2 separate regions of the Homo sapiens genome follow, and region 2 is linked to region 1. Evidence: chromatin loops called from intact Hi-C (ENCODE). Cell type or tissue: endothelial cell of umbilical vein. All regions are shown on one strand. Each heading gives the region's core, and the rest is flanking DNA. Links, peaks and the distances in the headings are about the cores only.

Region 1 (5,383 bases), core at 149-5,148:
CATGTGATGTGCACATGACTTTTATGTTTGTTAATAAACACAGCAAGAATTCCAGCACTCCGTGTTCTTTTATAGCTATTATTTCAAATTCGGTGCTATGATCATCTAAATTATATGTGCATGTAGTTAAAGAGCCAAAAAGTTCTACATACTTTGGTTCAAATGTCAGTGATTACTTCCCCGTTCCCCACAGCTTCCCCAAATCTCCGCAGCGCAGTTTCCCATGGTCCAGAGACAACCACCTCCAATATTTTTGCTGATTCATTTTGTTATTCACCTCGTATCATGCTTATATTGCTACTTTGAGATTTCTCAGTTTAGGCATTATCTTTTGGCTTTGCACCATGAAAGATGAGGATTTAGCTCTGCCATCAGCGGCCTGCACCATGTGCAACATACAAATACGCTTTCCCCCTCTTCTATCTAATATAGATGTAACTCGATTTCAGCCAGAGCAGTATTTTTATAGCTGGTCATCTAGTACGCTAGACTTGTTACTTTTCTCACACATTATTTTGCTTGTTTTCTTTGGAATTATTTTCTTATTTTTAAAGTTTGGCTCATGCCTCTAATCCCAGCACTTCGGTGGGGGGACTGCTTGAGTCCAGGAGTTCCAGACTAGCCTGGGCAGCATACGACAACAACAAAAACTAGCCAGACATGGTGGTGCGCACCTGTAGTCCTGGCTATTCAAGAAGTTGAGGTGGGAGGATACCTTGAGCCCAGGAATTCAAGGCTGCGGTGGGCTGTGATCTTGCCACCACACTCCAGCCTGGGCAACAGAACAAGACCCTGTCTCAGAAAAATAAATAAATAAATAAAGTGGCTTCATTTTCTGTGTACTTATCTCTAAGTAAGCCTCAAACCTGTCCACTGTGACAGAAATACTTTCCCAACATTTCCACATATATTTGGTATTCTATCAATTTCAACTTTTTGAGGCAATCTCTCTGGGGGCCTTCTAACTAGCTTGGGTCTAGACAGGTGGCCCCTATGCTGGGTGCTCGGCTGTCACCCCAGGATCTCTGCACCATTGTCTTGGGCCTTCCCTGGGCCTCTCTCCTAGGTTGGAGTGCCTTACTTCTGGGTCCCATGCTTTCTTCTTTCTTGGAATCTTTTCATTTTGGAGCGTAAGAAAGAGGACAAAGGAGGGTTTTGTTTGTTTTGAGCCCATGGCACATGTTTAACCTACGATCTTTAATAGGAATTCTTAGCCTTATGTCAGAGATGAAGCAATTGAAGTTTAGGATTATTAAGCAGTTAGGAAGTTGTCGAGTTGGTCTAGTAGGATATGTCTTGGGTCAGAGCTTCCGTCACACTGTTTTCTTATCTATCTTCTCTGTTGAGCCATGAGCTCTCTTAAGGCAAGGACCAATCCTATCTGTTCCCTTTTGTATCTCTAGTAGCAGGCTGTCCTAGGCGCTCAACTAAGGTTTCTTGAGTGAATGTGTTGGGTCTGATTTTGGAGGACATTGTTTGTTCCATCCTAACGGAATAAAAATCCCAACATTTTGTTTTTAACCTGCCAAGCCCAAATTATCTGTACCTGCTGTAATTATCTCCCACTGCCCCAGGCGCCCCCTCCCCCACAGTTTTGTGCTTGTTGTCATCTTAGAAGACAGATAGACATCTGCCTGCACCTGAAATGGCTCAAAAAATTTCCTTGGGAAGGTCTCGCCTTCATTCTTAAACCACAACATACACTTCCAATGTTTATTTTTGTGAGACACACAATAGTATAATCACAAAATATTTTTTCCCTAAAGAACAACTTACTCAAGTGAAGGCAATGCTATATTTATGACTTTTTTTTTCCTGTTTTTAGGATACCTCATGGAAACTTGACAGAACAAAGGATTTATTTTTTATTAGGTTAAATCTGCTTCTTGGGTACTGTTTGCTTGCTGCCCATTAAGTCTGGACATCTCAATTTGAAAAAAAGGCACTTGGATTAATAAAAACAACCTGAAACAGATCCCTTTAGTGGGGTGACTCTGTATTATGTTAAAACGTAATGTGACAAACACGGCTGCAGCGCCCTCCCAGAACCCAAACCTTCCAAGCTAAAAATAGCCCTTGGTCTTTCCCTGCAACTCAAAAACAGGAACAGCATAACTTGTTTGCCTCATTATGTGTTCTGCCCAGGGATCCAGCCCTCTCACATCCTGGCTCTTGCATACTTTCACAAATTCTAATCTGCCCATTACAAATCCAACAGGCCTCATGGTAGGAAGTGAATTCTGCACAAACACAACTGCCCTAGGTCCTTAAACAATGCACTGTTCACCCAGGGGCTCACAGGAGGGAATAATAACTTTAACCACCACTTAGGGGAGGCATCTCTTAATATTTTTCTGGTTCTATGGGCATGAAGATAGGCACGCTATGTGTTTTAACCTTTTCCATCCTTACCATCTATGAGGGTAAATCTTATTATTATCCCTATTTTATAGATAAAGGAAATGAAGGCTCAGGAGATAAAAGAACTTGCCCACACTCACCCAAGACAGTGTAGGAGTGGTGGCCAAACCCAGCTGGCTTTCACATTAATGAGCATCACAGCAAACTACCTCACCATAATGCCATGGCCAAGTGAGTGGGACCTCCACTCAGAAGTGAAGGGAGATGGGCTGGGCATGGTGGCTCACACCTGTAATCCCAGCACTTTGGAAGGCAGAGGCGGGTGGACCACCTGAAGTCAGGAGTTTGAGATCAGCCTGGTCAACATGGCGAAACCCCATCTCTACTAAAAATACAAAAGTTAGCCAGGCATGGTGGCGCACGCCTGTTGTCTCAGCTACTCGAGAGGCTGAGGCAGGAGAATTGCTTGAACCCGGGAGGCGGAGGTTCAAGCCTCTGCTATCAAGCCTGAGCCGAAATCCCACTATTGCACTCCAGCCTGGTGATGGAGCGACACTCCGTCTCAAAAAAAAAAAAAAAAAAAAAAAAGTAGAGGAAGATGAAGGAATGTCTAACTCTAACTACTATTGGCCCATGAGAATAAAGGCAGAAGCTATAGATGCTCAGAGTTGGGAGGGATTATGTAGATCATCTATCCTTGGGTATCTTTTTTTCTGCAGCAGATCTGACAAGTTCCCACACAATTCCACGGGAAAATCATCGGCTTTGGATTCTTGACCCTCTGTGGAGGGAGAGGGAGGGCAAGTGGAAGTGGAGTGAATCAGTAGAAAGGAAAACAGTGCTGCAGGACAGAGAGGAGACTCTTAGAGAAGTGCTCTCCAGGGGAAGGCAAGATGGGAGAAACGAGCTGGCCTGAGAGGGGAACAGGGATGTGCCCTCTGTAGAAACAGGAGGAAAGGCCCAGCATGTGGGCACAGGCCAGTTAAGTTGGAAGTTTTGTTACTAAGAAGATGAGGTGGTTTCTAGGTGGTTGTTTCTCTTTTTCTCAGTGAACTGCAGGTGAAGGCCATCAGCTGCAAGTGAGGAAAGGAGAGAAGATACAGGAAGTTTGAGAAGACAGAGGGTGTGAAGAGTTTTGGAAGTGGAGATACTGAGAAAGTGTTTGTCCATCAGTGGCTTGAGATTTGTGTCCATATATGTCAAAGGAATCCCATCATCATGATCAGTGGATTCTGCAAAAACATGCAGCTGCTTGGGTGCAAGCATGATAGCTGGAAAGCTGGAGCTTGACATGTGAGGTTGTTGGACAGAGTTTGCAGGGCAGTGGTTGTAAGAAAGAATCATGACTCTAAGCTGGGTTGAGAGTGAGGTGTCTGATGAAAAAGTGGTAGCGCTAATAATAATCAAAGATCTCTATGAGATCTGCATACATATTGCACTGGAGGACCAGCAAAAGTGAGCTGGGAGTAGAGGCTGGTATACTTGAGGTTGCAATTTCAGTGGTGGTGCATTTAGTGTGGCTTGCAATATGGAAGGGCATGACCAAGGAAGAAGATAGCTAGGTGGGTGGGGGAAAAGGGCATCAGTATGAGCTGGCTGAAGAACAAGCAGCTGAGATATTGGATGGATAAGCCAACTGAATTTTGAAGCAACCAAGAATGGTGGCAATTGAAAGAAATGAGACGATGGTAAAGTCATTCATGAAAGGAGTGAGACAGGGTGGGCAGGAGATGGCAGCAACTCAGAGGCGCAAAGTCCGATGACATATACTTCAAAGGAAGAGGGGTTGAAGAAGGGAACGAATGGCTTAGAAGTGGCAATCGGAGGCCAGGCGCACACCTGTCCCATCTCCAGATACATGGGGAGGGTATGAGAAGAAAAAAAAAGCCAACCTGCTGTTAAGTAGCTGCAATGGAAGTTTTAGGACAAATCAGGCACTAGACGGGGTAAGCGGTGAGGGAAACATTCTGAGAAGGGATTAAGAATAGAGAAGAGGAGGCTGCTGAGAGGCTGGACAGTGTGGGGGAGATTGGTTCAGATTACCAGATGTGCAGAGCCACCATGGGGCTAAGGGTTGGGGTGATGCCAGATGACTTGGGATGGGAACTTGACCTTCTGGAGGTGACTGAGGTGAACAGGGAGGTGGGACATGGTGGGATTAGTGCTGATGATCTCATAAGAATCTGGTTTTGTAGCAGGAAGTTTAATGACATCAGTTTATTTCACTTCTCTGATTGCAACCCTTTACTAGCTTCTCATTGCTCTTTGGATCAAGTTCAGACCCTCAGCACTATCAACAAAGTCAAGCATGGTCTGGCCCTTTCTGCCTCCCCAGCCTCACTTCTAAGTCTGCCACAGCATTGAAATGAACCCAATTGCAAGTTTTTGTTGCTCGCTTGGTATTTCAGGCAATACAGCATAGTGGTTAAGCACAGTGATTCTGGTTCCAAACAATCTGGGTTTGAAACCTGGCTTTATCACTTTCTCACTATATGACCTGGGGCAAGGTATCTGATTACTCTGAATCTGAGTTTTTTCATTTGCAAGATGGGGTAAATAATAGGACCTACATTAGAGAGTGGTATACTTGCAAAAGCACTTAGATCTGCCTATCTGTCATGTGGGTTAGTTGTAATAGTCATTCCTTTCACAGGCCATCCTCTTAGCAGGGAATACTCATGCCATTTTTGCAGCCCCCACTCCACTCCTCCCTCTACCCACCTACTCAAGGGTCACCTGAGACATCCCTTCCTGCAGAGTTTTCCTTGGCCTCCTAGAGGGGTCTCAGGCTCCACCACTGCACTCCTGTAGCTGCCTGTTCCCCCATAATACCACTGTGCCCTTGTTGGATGCAACCTTCCAGCTTATTCACCACACTTCTCAGGGCCTACCATTCTTCCCAGCACACAGTAGGTATTCGTAAATACTTGTCAAAATGTTATCAGATCTGCTACAGAAAAGATACCCAAGAATAGACAACCTTCACAATCCCTCTCAACTCAGAGACTCTATAGTTTGTCAA
Region 2 (5,383 bases), core at 191-5,190, 84 kb after region 1:
AGTCACTTTTGATACCTCTACTCATTTATCTATCACAGGCAATCATTTGCCAAGGCTCAGTTCTACTTCTGAATATGCTTGCAGGCTCACCACATGCCTTCCTCTTTAATCCCTCACAGTTCCATTCTATCTGTCTCTAAAACACTTTTAATACAGTATCAGTCTTCCACCAAGATACAATTGTAAAGTCCATGAGGTTAGGAACAATGTCTATCATTTTACCATCATATCTCCCTCCTGGGCTTAGCACAATCCATGGCACACAGTAGGAGCTTAACAAATATTTACTGGAAGAGTAAATAAATATTTGTTGACAGAGTAATTGAATAAATAATACCCTTTTAATCAGTCCACAAATATTTAGTGAGTCAGTATCCTCTGCCAGGCAATGTGTAAGACACTTAGAATACAGTGAACAAGATAAACATAGTACTTGACCTTTTAGAGCTTATAGTCTAGTAAACTTTTCACCTTTTCTACTGGAATGAAATAACAGATCTAAGCTCTTTTAAAATCTTACCTGATTATCTGGCTCTTCTCTGAGTTCTTTTGAGCTACATAATTTAACCCTTAAATGCTCCGTGCTAAGCTCTCTATTATTTTTCTCATTTCTTCACCAAAAAGGTAAGATCCTTGAAGGCAGAGAACTGTTTCAATTTTTGTGTGTATGTGTCCTATCTTAATCTACACAGAAGCTTCTTTTAAGAGACTGAAAGAATGGAACTCTCTGAAGTAATGTAAACTTTATATATCTTGATTGGGGATATATCACTAATAGGGTTATGTCCTGATTGGGCTTTATATCTTGATTGGGTAACACAAGAATATACATTTATCAAAACTCATCAGATTGTACATTTATGATCTGTGTGTTTCACTGAAGATAAATATTACTCAATTAAAAATATATTTAAAGTAACACACACTTATTATATAAAACATCACCAAATAAAAGTAGGCAAAATAAGAAAATAAAAATCACCAGTAATCTCATCACTCAAAGAAGAACACTGAGGCTAGGTGCGGAGGCTCTTCCTGTAATCCCAGCACTTTGGGAGGCCAAGGTGGGAGGATTGCTTGAATCCAGGAGTTTGAAACCAGCCTGGGCAACATAGTGAGACCCCATCTCTAAAAAACATAATTAGCTAAGTGTGTGCCTATAGTCTCAGCTACTCAGTAGGAGGATTGCTTGATCCTGGGAGGTCAAGGTTGCAGTATGAGCTCATACACATCATGATTGGGCCACTGCACTCCAGCCTGGGTGACAGAGAAAGACCTTGTCAAAAAAGAAAAGAAAAGAAGAAAAGAAGAAAGGAAGGAAGAAAGGAAGGAAGGAAGGAAGAAAGGAAGGAAGGAAGAAAGAAAGAAAGAAAGAAAGAAACAAAGAAACAAAGAAACAAAGAAACAAAGAAACAAAGAAAGAAAGAAAAAGAAAGAAAGAAAGAAAGGAAGGAAGGAGAGAAGGAAGGAAGGAAGCAAGGAAGGAAGGAAGCAAGGAAGGAAGGATGGACAATAAAGGAACATTGCTTACATTTTGAGGTATATCCATCCACACTTTTTTTTGCACACACATACATACACACTATGGATTCATATAGAGTGTAGTGCCTTCTAATTTCTTTATAAACAGTATACTGAGAACATACATAAAAGGTTCTTTGTAATTACCTCTTGAAGAATTAATTTGCTAAACTGCATAAAAATCAGAATCCTAAATTTGTTTCCAAAACTTTTGGAGTGTACAATATTCCATCATCATTACCATCAACACTTGTTGAATATCAAATGTCATCCCTAAAGAGTTTTCTTGACAAAGAATGATCTTTTGCTAATGTTGCTAAATCTTAACTGCTAGATGATCACTAACAGTAAATTTTTAAGCTGGTACCGGATTTATGATCAGCTTCAACTAACATTCTAGTGTTCTTAGTGACTAAGTACAACAAGTATCACCTCAGAATTTATTCTTCTATTCCCCTCATATTACTAAGCTGTTAGAAGATCCAATTTATGGCATGTTGCTATTATATTCATTGTTTAATTTGGGTAGATTCTAATTTAATACAGGGACCCACATAATTGTATGGCTAGACTGTTGTGATCTACATCCTCATAAAATTTATCACAATATGAGCTCATACACGCAAATCTCACATTTATATCAGCAGTTCAAACCACATCAAACTTAAGACATAATATTTGAAGTCAGCAAAGCCACAGCCCACCTCTAACACTTCCTAAAAAATCCATTGCTAAATCTAGTTCACCAAGAAGATGGCATATGGGTAAATATTCTAGTGAGTCCTTTGCTGGTTTCCTGATGGTGCTACATAGACTCAGACAGAAGGAGAATTACTTGGAACTACCCAGAAAATGAGAAGAGCAAGGACTAGAAGCAAAGATTTGTGAGAAAGGGAAATGTCTTTTGCTTTACACTTTTTGGCAAATGATAAAAGGCAGCTTTAGTGACAGCAGCCAGATGGAGATCAAATGACAACTGTGAGTTCATAATGGTCTCCAGCATCCTGGCAAGCAGAGGGGCAGTAGGGGAAGTGGGAGGGGTCAGCTTTCCTGGTACTACAAGTCAATCTGGTGCACATCAGTGTTATCTGACGTCAGCTAAACCCAGTTCTGAGGCACTACATCGGGACCAGCTGCCACATACTGAAAGCACCCTGGCCTGCCTCTGTGCACTCCCTGAACTCCTCCTGCCCATAACATTTACAGGGTGCTACCAGTTAATTTATGTTCCCCACACCAGGGAGGATCCAGATGTCGAGGCTGCAGTTGCTGATTTGAAAGGAGCTCACAAATACAGGAAGCTCTCAGAGGATAAAAGAAAACATGAGTATTTTACAGTGAACTTGAGAAACTCATTGTTCTGTATTAAAAAACACGCACACGAGAAGTGTTTGAATAACATCAAGCCTGTTCCTTAGCATGCACAGAAACACATGATTCACATTATCAAAACTGCCTAAAAAGGCTGGTTGTGGTGGCTCACATCTCTAATCCTAGCACTTTGGGAGGCTGAAATGGGTGGATTACTTGAGGCCAGGAATTCAAGACCAGCCTGGTCAACATGGTGAAACTGCATCTCTACTAAAAATGCAAAAATTAGCCAGGCATGGTGGCGCAGGCCTGCAGTCTCAGCTACTCTGGAGGCTGAGGCACGAGAATCACTTGAGCCCGGGAGGCAGAGGTTGCAGTGAACCGAGGTTGCAGTGAGCCGAGTTCATGCCACTGCACTCCAGCCTGGGCGACAGAGCAAGACCCTATCTCAAACAAACAAGGAAACAAAAACAAAAACAAAAAACGGCCTAAAGATCTAAAATGCACTGATGGGGGAACCTCGGTTCATCTATAGTTAGAAAGGGAACATGTATATTGGATCTACCTGTGGCTGCCATCAAAATTCAGGGGAATTTTCACAGCAGTAAGGACGGACCAGGAAGTCCAGTCAGTACTTTTGCTGTTAGCAATGATGCCTCAAATGTTAGAGAAAATGGAAATAAATACAATATTTTACTTAGATGAAGGAATTAAGAACAAAGAAAATTAGAAAGGACATTGGAAAATGGGTGCCATCTAATTAATATTCATGGTGTCCTGCTACATGCAGTGTACTCTAAGTGCTGTGTGTATTTTGTCTCATTTGATTTTCATCATAAGTTTAAGAGACAGCGTTTGTCAGAAAAGAGGCAAAAGAGCTTAGATGGCTTGCCCAAGCCTGATTCCAGAGTCTGCATTCTGAACACTACACTCTGATGCCACGTGAACCACAGCTGTTCTAGAGAAGCATAATATGTGGTTAAGAATGTGAGATTTGCAGTCCCACAGATGTGCATTTGCATCTTGCCCTGGCCATTTAGCTAGGGGTCTTTTGAGTTAGTAACTAGTTTAACCTCTCCAGTAGGCTACAGCTTACTTAGCAATAAAATGAAGATAATAGTATCTATCTCATAGATTGTTGTGAGGGCTTAGTGACATCATGTAAATAAAAATTTACCATAGTGCTAAGCATGATAAGCATTTAGCAAATTAGTATTTTTTCTTCTTTTTATATTTTAAAAATTTATTTTAATTTTTTTAGAGATGGAGGTCTCACTGTGTTGCCCAGGCTGGTCTTGGACTCCTGGTTTACATGATGTCATGGTCTCAAGTGATCCTCCCTCCTCAGCCCCCTGAGTAGCTGGGATTATAGTCGCAAGCCACCATCCCAGCACAAATTAATATTCTTACTAATAAATAAAGCCTAGGGGAGGATCACTTGAGCCTGGGAGTTGGAGGCTGCAGTGAACTGAGATTGCGCCACTGCACTCCAGCCTGGGTGACAGAGGGAGACCCTGCCTAAAACAAACAAACAAAAACAAATAAACAAACTAAAATAAGGTCTGGTGGGGGTAGGGGAGGAAGTGTCTTTAAAGGAGCTGGCAGGCCTTGAATCTATTATAGTGTTGAGGACAGCATAACTTCTGAATTTTCTAAACATCTCTGGAAGCCAACTCACTGCTGCACACAGATTTCATGAGAAAATCTTCTAAAGGGATGCACATAGGTTGAAGTTTTGACATGTCTGAGTTTTGGAAATTATGCTAAGTGTCTTTTCATTAAACTTGGAGAAGAATGAAGGGCAATGCTCATATCATAGGTGACAACCTGAGAAAAAGTAAATTGCAGAGCACTGTAAAAACCCAGTGTTTAAGGACTCCTCATAGCTAGAACCAAATAAATTAGGATTTCCCCTGTGGTTAGATTTAAGGCAAATACAGCTTCAGGATCACAGATGGACTTGTTTTGATAGTTTACATAAAAGATATAAATCCAAACTTATAAAATGGAGTAGAGGGTCCAGTTGCTAGGGATAATTAGGGACACGCCAAATTAACCAAACTTAATTCAGATGGTCATTAAACAGTGACCCCACCTGGTTTTCAGTCGTTTTACCATCTGTTGTAGCTCCTTCTTCTCAGATGGGAGAGGTCTCACTAGCTCCCAGGTGTGACCTGTTTATTAAGACACAGTGCCAAATCATACTCCATAGCATTTGGTAACCAGACAATAAATTAAGGTTAATAAGGCAAGTTGTAACATAACTTCAACTGACCTATGGAAACAGATTGAAATGTTTGAAAATTGATATCAAAGCAGAGGAACATGAATGTTTTTTAAATTCTTTAGACACATTATCTGGTGATTGAATTTTTAAGGCCCAGAAAAATAACTTTTTTTGTGGTAAGGTAAGGTATTTGAGGTTTCTCAGTGACTGCGAAAAATATAGAGTAATTATAGAATAATAAAATTATTAAGTAAAAAATGTTAGAGCTGGAAGGGTCTTAGGGAACCAGACATTTCCCATTGTGACCAATATGCATGGCTCAGA

Evidence for each region. Peaks named below come from ENCODE experiments on the same cell type or tissue, not always from the same donor. Only the 100,000 strongest peaks of a DNase experiment are listed, where the experiment ranks them.
Region 2: it touches region 1 in a loop (6-fold over the local background); 5 of 110 quality-filtered maps call a loop at or near these places.

What each region holds. Positions count from the first base shown.
Region 1 is chr1:67,588,423-67,593,805 of GRCh38, forward strand. LOC105378780 (a long non-coding RNA gene) reads left to right here. Exons shown (of 4, transcript XR_947474.4): 4 at 1,826-1,975. Among named protein-coding and RNA genes, the nearest start is that of LINC01702, 69 kb to the left of the region's middle. In endothelial cell of umbilical vein, for the core only: no CTCF peak of the experiment used is centred there; a DNase peak (open chromatin) is centred at 2,119; H3K27ac peaks cover 1,187 bases.
Region 2 is chr1:67,672,210-67,677,592 of GRCh38, forward strand. No RefSeq gene overlaps it. Among named protein-coding and RNA genes, the nearest start is that of GADD45A, 10 kb to the right of the region's middle. In endothelial cell of umbilical vein, for the core only: no CTCF peak of the experiment used is centred there; a DNase peak (open chromatin) is centred at 2,612; H3K27ac peaks cover 1,703 bases.